Regions from separate parts of the Homo sapiens genome. Here region 2 is linked to region 1. The links are chromatin contacts, found by Hi-C or POLR2A ChIA-PET in ENCODE. All regions are on one chromosome and are shown on one strand. The core of a region is the stretch at or near the end of the contact, and the rest is flanking DNA. Distances in the headings are between cores, read along the strand shown.

Region 1 (5,274 bases), core at 2,726-5,225:
ATGGAAACATACATTTTGTGTCTGACTTCTTTCACTTAGCAGAATGTTTCCAAGGTTTGTGTTGCAGAATGTATCGGTGACTCATTCCTTTTTGTAGCTGATTAATACCCCATTTTGTGGATACACTGTGACTTGTTTATCCATTCGTCACTTGGTGGGACATTTGAGTTGTTTCTACTTTTTGTCTATTATGAATATGAGCATTCATGTAGAAGTTTTAGTATGAACATGTATTTTCTGTGTTGTTGTTGTTGTTTGAGTATGATACCCAGGAGTGAACATCTTTTTTTTTCTTTTCTTCCTTTTTTTGGAGACAGGATTTTATTCTGTTGCCCAGGCTGGAATGCAGTGGCGCAGTCACAGCTCACTGCAGCCTTGATTTCCTGGACTCAGATGATCCTCTCACCTCAGCCTCCTAGGTAGCTAGGACTGTAAGTGTGTGCCACTACACCTGGCTAATTTTTGTAATTTTTGTAGAGATGGAGTTTCACCGTGTTTCCCTGGCTGGTCTTGAACTCCTGGGCTCCAGCAATCTGCCCACCTTGACCTCCCAAAGTGCTAGGATTACATGCATGAGCCACCATGCCTTGCCAGACATCTTTTAATAATTATTTTAGTGAGGATTTGGGGATAAGTTCTTGGTATTCATTTGTCTAAAGATAATTGCACTATTGTCACTAGTAATGACATTTTAGCTGGAGATAAGTTTATTGGTTTACCGTTTTTATCAGTCTTAGAGCTGATGAAAAGTCTCCTGTCCTCCTTTTCTAAGTTATCTGAGTTTCTGATAGTTTAAGATTTCTTACCTTTGATAGTTCTGTAGTTTTATTACAGTGGGTCTAAGAGTAGATATGGTATACTTTTGGTCTCAGTATGAATTGATCTGAAGATGTTAACATATCTTTTAATAAATGTCAGTGCCTTGAGGAATTGTGTCTATCTTCATAAGGTATGTCAGTCTATAATTTTCTTATTTCACATCACAGTTAATGCTGGCCTCATAAGAGGAGTTAGGAAGCACTTTCTCTGTTTCTCAAATTGAATGTATTGTACTGGTTTGGATTCTTTCATGAATATGTACTAAAATTTATCAGTGAAGCTATTGGGGACTAAGATTTTCTTTGTGATAAGTTTTTAGATTATGAATTCACAGCCTTTAATTAAACATAAGCTAGACTTAACATTTCTCCTTGGGTCAGTTTTTGTGAAAGTTGTATCTTTAAAGGAATTTACCTCATCTAAAATGTTGCGTTCATTAGCAGATACTTGCTTCTGCTCTTTATTATTATTACCTTTACTTTCAGTTTAATTTGCTTTTTCTGTTTTGGTTTCTTAAGGTGGAAGTTTAGGCCATTGCTGTATTGTCTTACATGAGCATATAGTGCTGTACATTTACTTGCAGCTCTGCTTCAGTCTATCAAAATTTGATATGCTTTCATTAGAATCCAGTTCAAAATATTTTCTGGGTTGATTTGTGATTTCTTCTTTGACCCCTGGGTTTAGAATTAGGTTAAATTGTGGATATTTGAGGTTTTTCTAAATGTTTTATTGTTGATTTTGAATTCCATTGTAGTCAAAGCACATTTCCTATAAGATTTCAGTTTTTTGGAATCTATTCAGAATTGTTTTATGGCCCAGTATATGGTCTGTCTTGGTGAATGTTCTGTGTGTATTTGAAAAGATTATATAATTCTCTGGTTGTTGATGGAGCTTTTCATAAATACCAGCTAAACTACAGTTGGTATGGTCACATAGGTCTCCCATTTTTTTTTTATTTTTTTATTTTTTAGGCAAGGTCTCACTCACCCAGGTTGGAGTGCAGTGGCGTGATCATGGCTCAGCATAGCTTCCACTTCTCAGGCTCAGATGATCCTCTCACCTCAGCCTCCCAAGTAGCTGGGACTATAGGTGTGTGCCACCACACCCAGCTAGTTTTTGTAGAGATGGGGTTTCATGATATGCCCAGGCTGATCTTGAACTCCTGAGCTAGGCGATCTGCCTGCCTTGCTCGGCTCCCAAAGTGCTGAGATTACAGAGCATGAGCCATTGCGCCCAGCCAAGATCTCTCATCTCTTTGTTTTATTGTTTTTTGGTCCAATTTTATCAATTACTGAGAAATATGTTAGAATTTCCAAATACGATTGTGCATTGGTTGTTTCTGTTTCTGTTTCACGTATTTTGAAGCTGTCATTAGATGGATGTATATTTATAATATTGTTATATTTTCCTTTTAAAATCACTATGAAACGTCTTTTTTGTTTCTAGTAATACTTTTCGAAGTCTACTTTGTTTTACATTAATGTATCCATTCTAGCTTTGGTATATCTTTTTCCAGTCTGTTACTTTTAGTTTGTTTCTGTCTTTATATTTAAAATTGTTCTTTAGAAACCAGAATATAGTCAGTTCTTGCCTTTTTAAAATAATCGGATAGTCCATGCTTTTTAATTGAAATTAATCCATTTACATTTAAAGTAATTATTAATATGGTTATATTAGGTCTATCATTTTTTGCTTTTCTTAGGGAAGGGATTTTATTTGCTTTTGTTCCTCCTCTTTTGCTGATTTTGTGTTAACCAAAATTTCTTATTAATTTTAATTCTTCTGTTGGTTTTCTAGCTATATGCATCTTAGCTTTTTCTTTAATATTGAATCACTTTGGATAAGACATATAATTTTTTCAATGATGTGTTTCCAGTTCCACTACTTATCCTTAGTATTATTGTCACAGTTGTTGCATTTATATACTTTGTAAACCCATCAGTAGTGTTGTATTTTTTGCTTTATGCTGTCATCTTTTATAGAAAACTAAGATATTACATATATCCACATAATTACCATTTCTGGCTGTCTTCATTTCTTCCTGTAGCTCTAAGTTGCCATCTAGTGTAGTTTCCATTTGGACTAGAGATCTTTCTTTAGCATTTCTTGTTATAGATCTACCAATGACAAATAGTTTATTTGAAAATGCCCTTATTTTACCTTCATTTTTAAAGGAAACTTCTTCTGAATACTAGAATTCTTGGTTGACTGGTTTTCTTCCTTTTCCTTCTTCAGTAATTTGAATATGTGGTCCCAGTGTCTTCAGACTTAAAAGTTTCTAAGGAGAAGTCTTTGTTCTTATCGTTATTGTTGCCGTTGTTTTCCTGTTTATGACGTCATTTTCTCTGGCTGCTTTCAAGATTTTGTTTATCCTTGGCTTTCTACCATTTGACTAAGGTGTGTCTAGAAGAAGTTTTGTTTGTGTTATTCTGTTTGAGGTTTATTGAGCTTTTGGGAGATATTTCAGTTGTTGTGTCTTCAGATGTCTTTTCCTCCTTTCCTCTCTCTAGAGTCCAATTAAGGTACTGCTTCCTGTTGTCACATTTTTGGGAATTCTACTTATTTTTCATTCATCTCTTTCTCTTTATGTTCTTCAGATTATTCTGTATTCAGGTTCATTGCAGATGGCAGAACCAAGCATCAATCCGTTGCTTAGCCAGTCTAATGCATTTATTTTAGTAAATGTTTTGTTCAGATCTAGGCTTTTAGTTTTTCTGGTTTCATTTTTCTCCCTTGAGATTGCCATATCTGTTCACTTATTGATACCATATTTTCCTTCAATTCTTTGGGCATGTTTTTCAGACGTTTTTGAAATATTTATGATAAATGTTTGAAGTCTGTTAAATCCAACATTTCGGCTCACTTGGAATCAGTTTCTGTTGACTATCATTTTACCTGCAGAGGGTCAAGATTTCCTATTTTTTTCTTGTCTAGTGGAAAGTTGGACATATGCTGTAGTGAGTCTGAACTCTTGTGTTCTTCTGAGGATTATTGTGTTTTTATTGTAGCAGACTGTTAATAAACTGCTTGGTCAAACTACACACTTTGTTTTTCCTGTGATATGCAGCCGCTTGTAGCTCTCCTCTGCTCTTAGGTCTTTGCACTGGTGGTGGTTTTAGTGTGGCACCCTGTGAGTCTCCCCTGTGTCTGCAAAATTTGAAAGTTGGCTAAGGATCTGAGTAGAGATGGACTTTTCTCTGTGGTTGTCTTTATTCTGGGGATTCCCCTAGTTTCTAGCACTCCACCAGCTTTGAGCTCTGTACTCTGACATTTCAAGCTTTATGCCGCCCTAGCTTGAGCATAGTTGGGAAAGAGCATCATATTCACAGATTTGGCTCCATGTTACTCTTTTTTAAAAATATTGCTTTCTGGTTTCTGACTGCTTTTTCACCGTGCTGCTTGTGGTTTCCTCAGCACATATGTAGTATGTAGTTCAGCTGTCAGCTAGGGATTTCAGCATCTTATGCTCTGAATTTGAGTGTCACCTCTATATTCTAGTGCTGTCAGAGTGCTTTAAATTTCTAGCTGCTTCCCCAATTCCAGATTTTGATATCTGGCACCTTTAGTTGGTGAGGAACTGGCTTTTGTTTGCCCCCATGTTTTGCAGCAATAGCTGTGGGAGTTGAGCAGTGCCTTGAGCCAAGATGCCACAAACTCACAATTCTTAACCCTTCTAGTTACAGTTTTTGAGATTTAACTCTCTTCCTGGCTTTTGCAAATACTACCTTTAGATCATTGAAAAAAAAATCACTAATTAGCTTGGCATGGTGGTACACACCTGTAATTCCAGCACTTTGAGAGGATGAGGCATGAGTCTCACCTGAGGCCAGGAGTTTGAGACAAGCCTGGGCAACATAGTGAGACCCCGTCTTTACTAAAAATAAAAAAAACTTAGCTGAGTGTGATGGCAGTGTGTGTAGTCCCAGCTACTTGGGAGGTTGAGGTGGAAGGATCACCTGATCCCAGGAGGTTGAGGCTGCAATGAGCTATGATTGCACCACTGTATTCCAGCCTGGGTGACAGAGTGAGACCCTACCTCAAAAAAACAAAAAACAGTTATTATAAATGTTATCTGTGAGTGTTTGTGTGACCTCTTCACCCTTCCTGCCATTACAGAAAGTTGATATTTTTAGTTTTGAAATACTAGGGTGAGTATAGCTTGTCTGTTTCATGAGCGTGTCTTTCTGTTGTGCTTTCATTGCTTTTAGGGTCATTATTCAGTTTATTTTGTTCTTTTTTTTTCCCTTGAGATAAGTTTGTATGAGAGTCAGCCACCATCCTTTTTCTGTTCTTCTTTTTATTTGAAATTAGGTTGTGTGCACTTGTGCAGGGAGGGTGGGCGGGAGAGGTTTTCAGAGGCCACAGGATTCTCTTTTCCGGCATCTCACTAAGTACTTGACAGTGTGGCCTGGTACCTTTTGAGCTCAAGGGCTGTCCTCCCATTCCTCTCCTTCC
Region 2 (5,813 bases), core at 1,087-3,586, 140 kb after region 1:
TGGTGCCTCGCCGGGTGCAGCTCACTCCTCCCTCCAGCGTTGAATTCCCTTGGACAGAGGCTGTGGGCTTGTGGCGCTGGGATCAGTAAAAGCAGAGGAAAGCTAGATCCAGCCAGGTTTAAGTGGAGATCTCCTTTGTTGAACTTGATGTCACTTTAAAAGTTCACTTTCATCAGCTCCCTGCTCCGTCCACTCTCCCTACTCCACACAAAAAGCTGGATTGATATTCTTGTGAAGAGCCAAGTCCTGCTTTAGGAAAACCAACTTGTTTCTTCTTTATGTGACTATATTTTTGTCAATGTGAATTTTCCTTAATGTAGTCTGGCAAGATCAGAAAAATAATTAGTTACACCAGAGTCACTTAACCTTTCCTTTTCTTATTTGCATTTAAATTAATTTTTATGTGGATAAAAGCTCTTCCTGTGTATATTTTTCATTTCTCTGGTGTCTTGTCTCATGTTCCTTAAAACTTGGAGGCAAAGGACTTCATCGTAGCAAGTTTCCAAAGGAAAAGCGGGAAGCAAACAGGAAGATGAGGTTTCATATTAGGTCACCAGGTATCTAGAGCAGCTGACTTTGTGACGAGGATTCGTGGTTTGCAGTTTGCAGGGTAATTGCAACAAAAATATTCTGCACCTTTGTGGTTAGAACAAAATTCTTTCAAGTTCATGGACAGCATTAGGCTTTTGAAGTCTGCCAGAACCAGTAGCTGCCACTGGGTTTTAAGGACCAGGAGACTTCTCTCCCCAAAAGTGAGGTTTCTTCTTCCTCCCACAGAGGGAGACCGGGGGCCCTGCCCAAGCAGTGCCCCAGGGGCAAGAGGATTTGGGAGAGAACAAAGTGAGCCAGTAAACATGCCCCATGACCCTGACCTGTACCCCATTAGTCCTTCAAACGAAGGTGCCATTCAAATGAGAGAGACCTCAGCCATGGAAAGCAGCACACTGGCTGCCCAACTTCAGGTCCCTGCTGCCTCCTTCTCCCCAAACGTTCCTTTGACAGTCCCTACATCTTATGTGATTTTCCAGCTGTTTGATATTTCCAGATTAGTAAATGTCCTTTAAAGGAAGAGTTTTGTTTAATTATAAAGTCTTTTTAGACTAATTATGTGGCAAATATCAGCCTCCTTCCCTGCCATACCCAACAACAGCCTTGAATTCAATTCCAAAGAAACAAATTTAACTTCAGTACATTGCATGGCAAACATTTGAGTGTTCATACATTTTGATTTCAAGTTTAAAACACACTTGGCTGAAGCCCACAGAAGCAGGGGCTACTTGGGAGAGGACCGTCCCAGGCTTGAAGGCAGCCCCTGCCTCGCCTCTGGTTCCTTGTGCCTTGATTTGCAGCTCCCTTGGTTAAGCCTTTATGGTCCTGGGAAGTTTCTACTAGGCAGAGAAAGCATTTCTGTAAAGGTTTTCTTTTTTAAAACAAAACGAGTCTCTGTGTGCACCACATCCATTTCTGGCATCTCAGGGCTCACTATTCAGAATGGCCAGTTCCCATTCCCTGAAAAGGGAAGGGGCTCTTTGCTCCAGAGCATGCTGGTTCATTCATACCCCGTCCAGAAAGAGCCACCAGCTTCAGGTGAAGTCACCATTCCAGGCAAAAGTAAAAATAAAATTTCAGTTCCAAAAAATGCCTTCAGCCTATCAAAATCTAAGTTTCGACTTACCAATATCTATTAATATTTTAGAAGCAGATTTTTTTATACAAATATATGGGCATGGAGGCAAGGATATATGAAATAATTCCTTTTACTGTTTTTCTGTAGAATTACCTTCTTATTACCTTGACTTTGATCATCGCTTTTATGTTAATTTATTGCCCCATCCGTGGTTTCCAGATGTCAGCCTGGGCAACGGCTATAACAGTTTGCCTTCTGTTCCATAAGGCAGATGAAATTGGAGCTACTCAGATTTTGGAAACAGCTGTTCCTTATCATTGAGAGACAGTTCAGCAGTTTTACCTTTTCATGAGTCATCAGTTACTGGGCCTAGGAAATGTATTTCCATCTTGTGTCATTGACCCCATATCTTCAAAAGATGACACAACTGAAATAGCTTCATGTAGTTCTTCTAGGCTTATTTCAAGAGTCTGCTTAAAAGGTTGTCTGACACTCTGATCATTAAACCCCAGTGTGATCTTTCTAAGAATGCCTCAGGCTCTCTCATTTAGAAAGACTTAGTGCAACTCATTCATTTGAATGAGTTAATTCTTGCTCAATGCAAAGATCCCACAAACCTTGGGGGCTAGGCTGAGGTCCAGCCGCTAAACTCTGCAATTCCTCACTCTCCTGTTCATACACACACAGACACAACCCTCCTCACCTCCCTGACCTGCCCCTGCCAAAAAATATGAGTCATCCGTCAGTGTCTCGGGGAGTTGAGTGGGGAGCTATCTCAGATGCTGAGTCATGATTTTCAGAGAAGATCTGAACAGATTGCTGTGGTTTTAAATTGCTGAATTGTAGAGAGCATCTAGATTGTTATTTTCAGTATTAAAGATGGGGGTCAGGTTTAGAATCCAGCAAGTGAAAAGCTGTCCTTACTCTGCACTTCTGATCTAGAACTCAGCCTGCACTGAAGGGACTATCTTGTGTTTCTTCTTTTCTCCACTGTGTGAAATCATAACAAGAAACAACCTCTGAGCATAAGATCAGCTTCTAGTATTTAGGGGAAGAAAATGCACATTCCTAAAGTGGTATGACACCAAGCTACCCTACATTGAAAAGCAGCCTACTTTTCCAGCCTGATCTAAAGCAAATCCCAAAATAGCATGGGCTTGATTTATTAAACCTCTGTCCTGTGCAGAGGCTGCCCCACGCCTGACCCCACTGTCCTCCGAACTCCTGCTGCAGCCGTACCCTCCAGCCCTCAGTGGAGCAGGATGTGGGTACAGGCCTGAGCCCTGTGCTGTTTGCTCTTCTTGTTTGCAGGTCGCATGTCTTGAGCCAGCCTGTGACACTCTTGTCTCTGTATCCCCCAGACTGTTCAGTCCACTTCCACATAAACTCAGGAAATAGCAATTATTGCCAGATAATCAGTGAGCTGTCTGAAATCATGAACCAAGGCCAGACCCAGATCCCAGGGTTTTTGTGAACCCTAATCCACCACCGTACACTTAACACCAGGCAGTCTTAGTATGCCCTGGGCCAGATTTCCTCTGTGACAGCTTCTTGATTTGTCTTGTGAAGCCCAGAATATGTACTGGGCTCCTGTGTCTTCGAGGGAAGACAGGTTGGGGAGCAAGATGTGTTGTTTATAGAGCCCGAGAGCCACCTGCAAATTCCAGTGCAGCTCATGGCTGCATGTTACCCTGTGGCCTTCACGTAGGGCCTGTAGTGACAGCCACTACATGCGTGGGCTCCAGGCTGTCACCAAACCTTTACAACACGTAGTAAATAAGTCTAGGGTCCACAACTGCTGGGGAAGGCCTTAAACAAATCTCAAGTCTTCAGGATTTCCGTAGCATTTACATCTTGGTAAATTGAATTCCATAATAGACTTTTCCTTTGCTCAAATATGCAATGTTTTGAGTAATTCCCCATTTATTTTTCATTTTAGAAACTTCGTGAATACTTTCATTCAATTTAAGAAGCCCATTATTGTAGCAGTCAATGGCCCAGCCATTGGTCTAGGAGCATCTATATTGCCTCTTTGCGATGTGGTTTGGGCTAATGAAAAGGCTTGGTTTCAAACACCCTATACCACCTTCGGACAGAGTCCAGATGGCTGTTCTACCGTTATGTTTCCCAAGATAATGGGAGGAGCATCTGTGAGTACCTTTTTAAAAAAAAAAAAAAAAAGTCATTCTAGAAAGCTTCCTGAAGAAATCTAGTTTGGTTATTGTTTTTCTAAAGCTGTACAGTGTGTCATTCTGTGGGGACTTTCCATCTTGTAATTCAGATTTGGGTTCATAGACGTTGTTGACCTTTGTTGCATCATTCCCTAGAGAAGGACTTCATTCACTGAGGAGCCTACCACTTTGCATAATTCACATGGATATCTACTGTTAGTAAATACCCAATCAGTAACCCAACCAACAATTTGCAATTGAAAAGTTCTTCACCTAATAACTTAAAAACTGCACTTTTAAGAGAAGGCAATTTTAAGAGGGAGCAAAGTTACATAGGATTAGAGGGTTGTCGTCCATATAATTGTGTGTTTTTATTTCTTTAACTGTTTAATCCGTTCATTATAGTAGTTTGTGTTTGTATTGTAGCTTGTGATTTATCAAGCAGTTATTCACATCTCATTCTCTAGTCCTTGAAATAGGGCAGGAGGTGGTGTCACAGGTCAGGTTCTCCAGAAGCAGACACTGAGATGAGTTTGGCACGTGGAGAATTAGCAGGTAGTCAGTACCTGTGGAAGGGATGGGAAGGAAGCAGGACCGCACAGAGGAAGAGGTCAAAGTGATACTATGCCCATCATCCTTAGGGGTGGGATGTGCGGGAAGCGTTGCACCCTGGACGAGGTGGCTCCCTACAGCTGAGGGCATCCCTAAAGGCGCCCTGTGGCCGTCTGCTAACAGCAGCACCCGCAGCCAGGCAGCCAGGCCTCCCCAGGAGCGATCATGGCAGCACAGTTCCATGTCCACCACAGTTCACCCCAGGGCCATTCAGATCATTGATGCACCTTTTGGGGGCCAGCTCCTTCAGGTTCCAAGGGGCTTTCTTTCTGGGAGAAACTTAGAGGAAGAAGATTAGGCAGCAATAACTTGCAGGCCAGAACCTGAAATGTTTAACCTGGATGTTATAATCAGTGGGTAAAAGTGTGATGAGAAAAAGGATATTTGGATCCTCTCATTATTTGCAGTGGGAAAAATAGTAACTTTACAGTAAAGAAACCTGGCAGCTACCACCTTGCCGAGTGGTCAGAGTTCACAGAAATAAGACAAAAGCCAACATGAAGCACTGAGGGGAACACAGCCTTCGTCGCTGCGTGGGATTTCTCCTGAAGGTGCAGCAGCTCAGTCTCATCATGAGGAACGTCAGGCCCAGACTGGGGGGCAGTCTGCAGACACCCGCAGTGCTCCACCAAAGCGCCAAGGTCGGAGAAGACGTGGAAAGACTGAGGAACCGTCTCAGACTGGAGGAGACCAAGGGGACACGACAGCTCAGAACATCAGGGACCCAGGATGGGCTCCTGGGCCAGAGAAAGGACAAGAGTGGGAAGGCTGGTGAAATTCACATCATGTTTGTAGTTGAGTGACTAGCACATTGTCAGTGGCTTTGGTCATCTTAAGATGTTATGTGACATTTTTTAACCTAGGGAGAGCTGCCTGAAGGTTTATGGGAACTCTGTACTACTTTTATCATCTTCCTGCATCTAAACGTACTTGAAAACCAGAACGTTTAAAATAAAGGAATACAAGAGAGGAGGAGGAAGGTGACTAGGCCAGACTGTGTCCCCCAGTGCCGCACTGGTCTCAGAGCTGCCCTGCTCCTCACCTTCTCACACCCCAGGGTAGTTCCCCTCACCCATAGCTCCCACCTCTGCTGGCTTCAGCAGCCGCCCAAATGCTAAAACACTCACCCCCAAGGGATCTGTGGCCTGCTCACTGTGCCCAGCTCAGAGTTGCTGCACTTGTCCACTTAACTGCTATAGTTGATCAGGAGAGGAACAAGCAGCACCGGCCTGCATCCCATTTCCCAGGCCACGTGTCCTTCCAGATAGAGGTCTTTGTACTGTATGTGCTACAAATCAGAAAACGCTGCTGCCCACCATCATGGAGCCACCTCCAAACTGGCACCTCTCAGGCCGTGCCGACGCCCTACCAGGCTGGCGGCTGTGGCAGGTGCTATATGTGAC

The links. A loop is a pair of places that touch in the nucleus more often than their neighbours do. ChIA-PET counts read pairs that join two places held with the same protein, here RNA polymerase II (POLR2A). Pooled maps may share reads with other maps.
Region 2: a map of MCF 10A shows a loop between it and region 1 (3-fold over the local background). The contact joins two enhancer-like sites. A Hi-C loop is called at or near these places in 10 of 168 maps with a recorded cell type or tissue (GM11168, HCT116, MCF 10A and 7 more), 21 of 37 single-sample maps with no recorded cell type and 18 of 50 pooled maps. POLR2A ChIA-PET finds 5 or more read pairs at or near these places in 3 of 52 experiments (H1, WTC11 and activated CD4-positive, alpha-beta T cell).

The regions. Positions count from the first base shown.
Region 1 is chr6:4,797,681-4,802,954 of GRCh38, forward strand. The region is part of intron 1 of CDYL (chromodomain Y like); the gene reads left to right. Among named protein-coding and RNA genes, the nearest start is that of CDYL, 24 kb to the left of the region's middle. RefSeq lists an enhancer at 4,681-4,730. Within about 2 kb of position 3,976, at least 4 of the 41 ENCODE cell types and tissues checked have a DNase peak (open chromatin) inside an H3K27ac peak, as active enhancers do.
Region 2 is chr6:4,939,980-4,945,792 of GRCh38, forward strand. It overlaps CDYL (chromodomain Y like), which reads left to right. Exons shown (of 7, transcript NM_004824.4): 5 at 3,567-3,777. Among named protein-coding and RNA genes, the nearest start is that of LYRM4-AS1, 61 kb to the right of the region's middle. Within about 2 kb of position 2,337, at least 10 of the 41 ENCODE cell types and tissues checked have a DNase peak (open chromatin) inside an H3K27ac peak, as active enhancers do.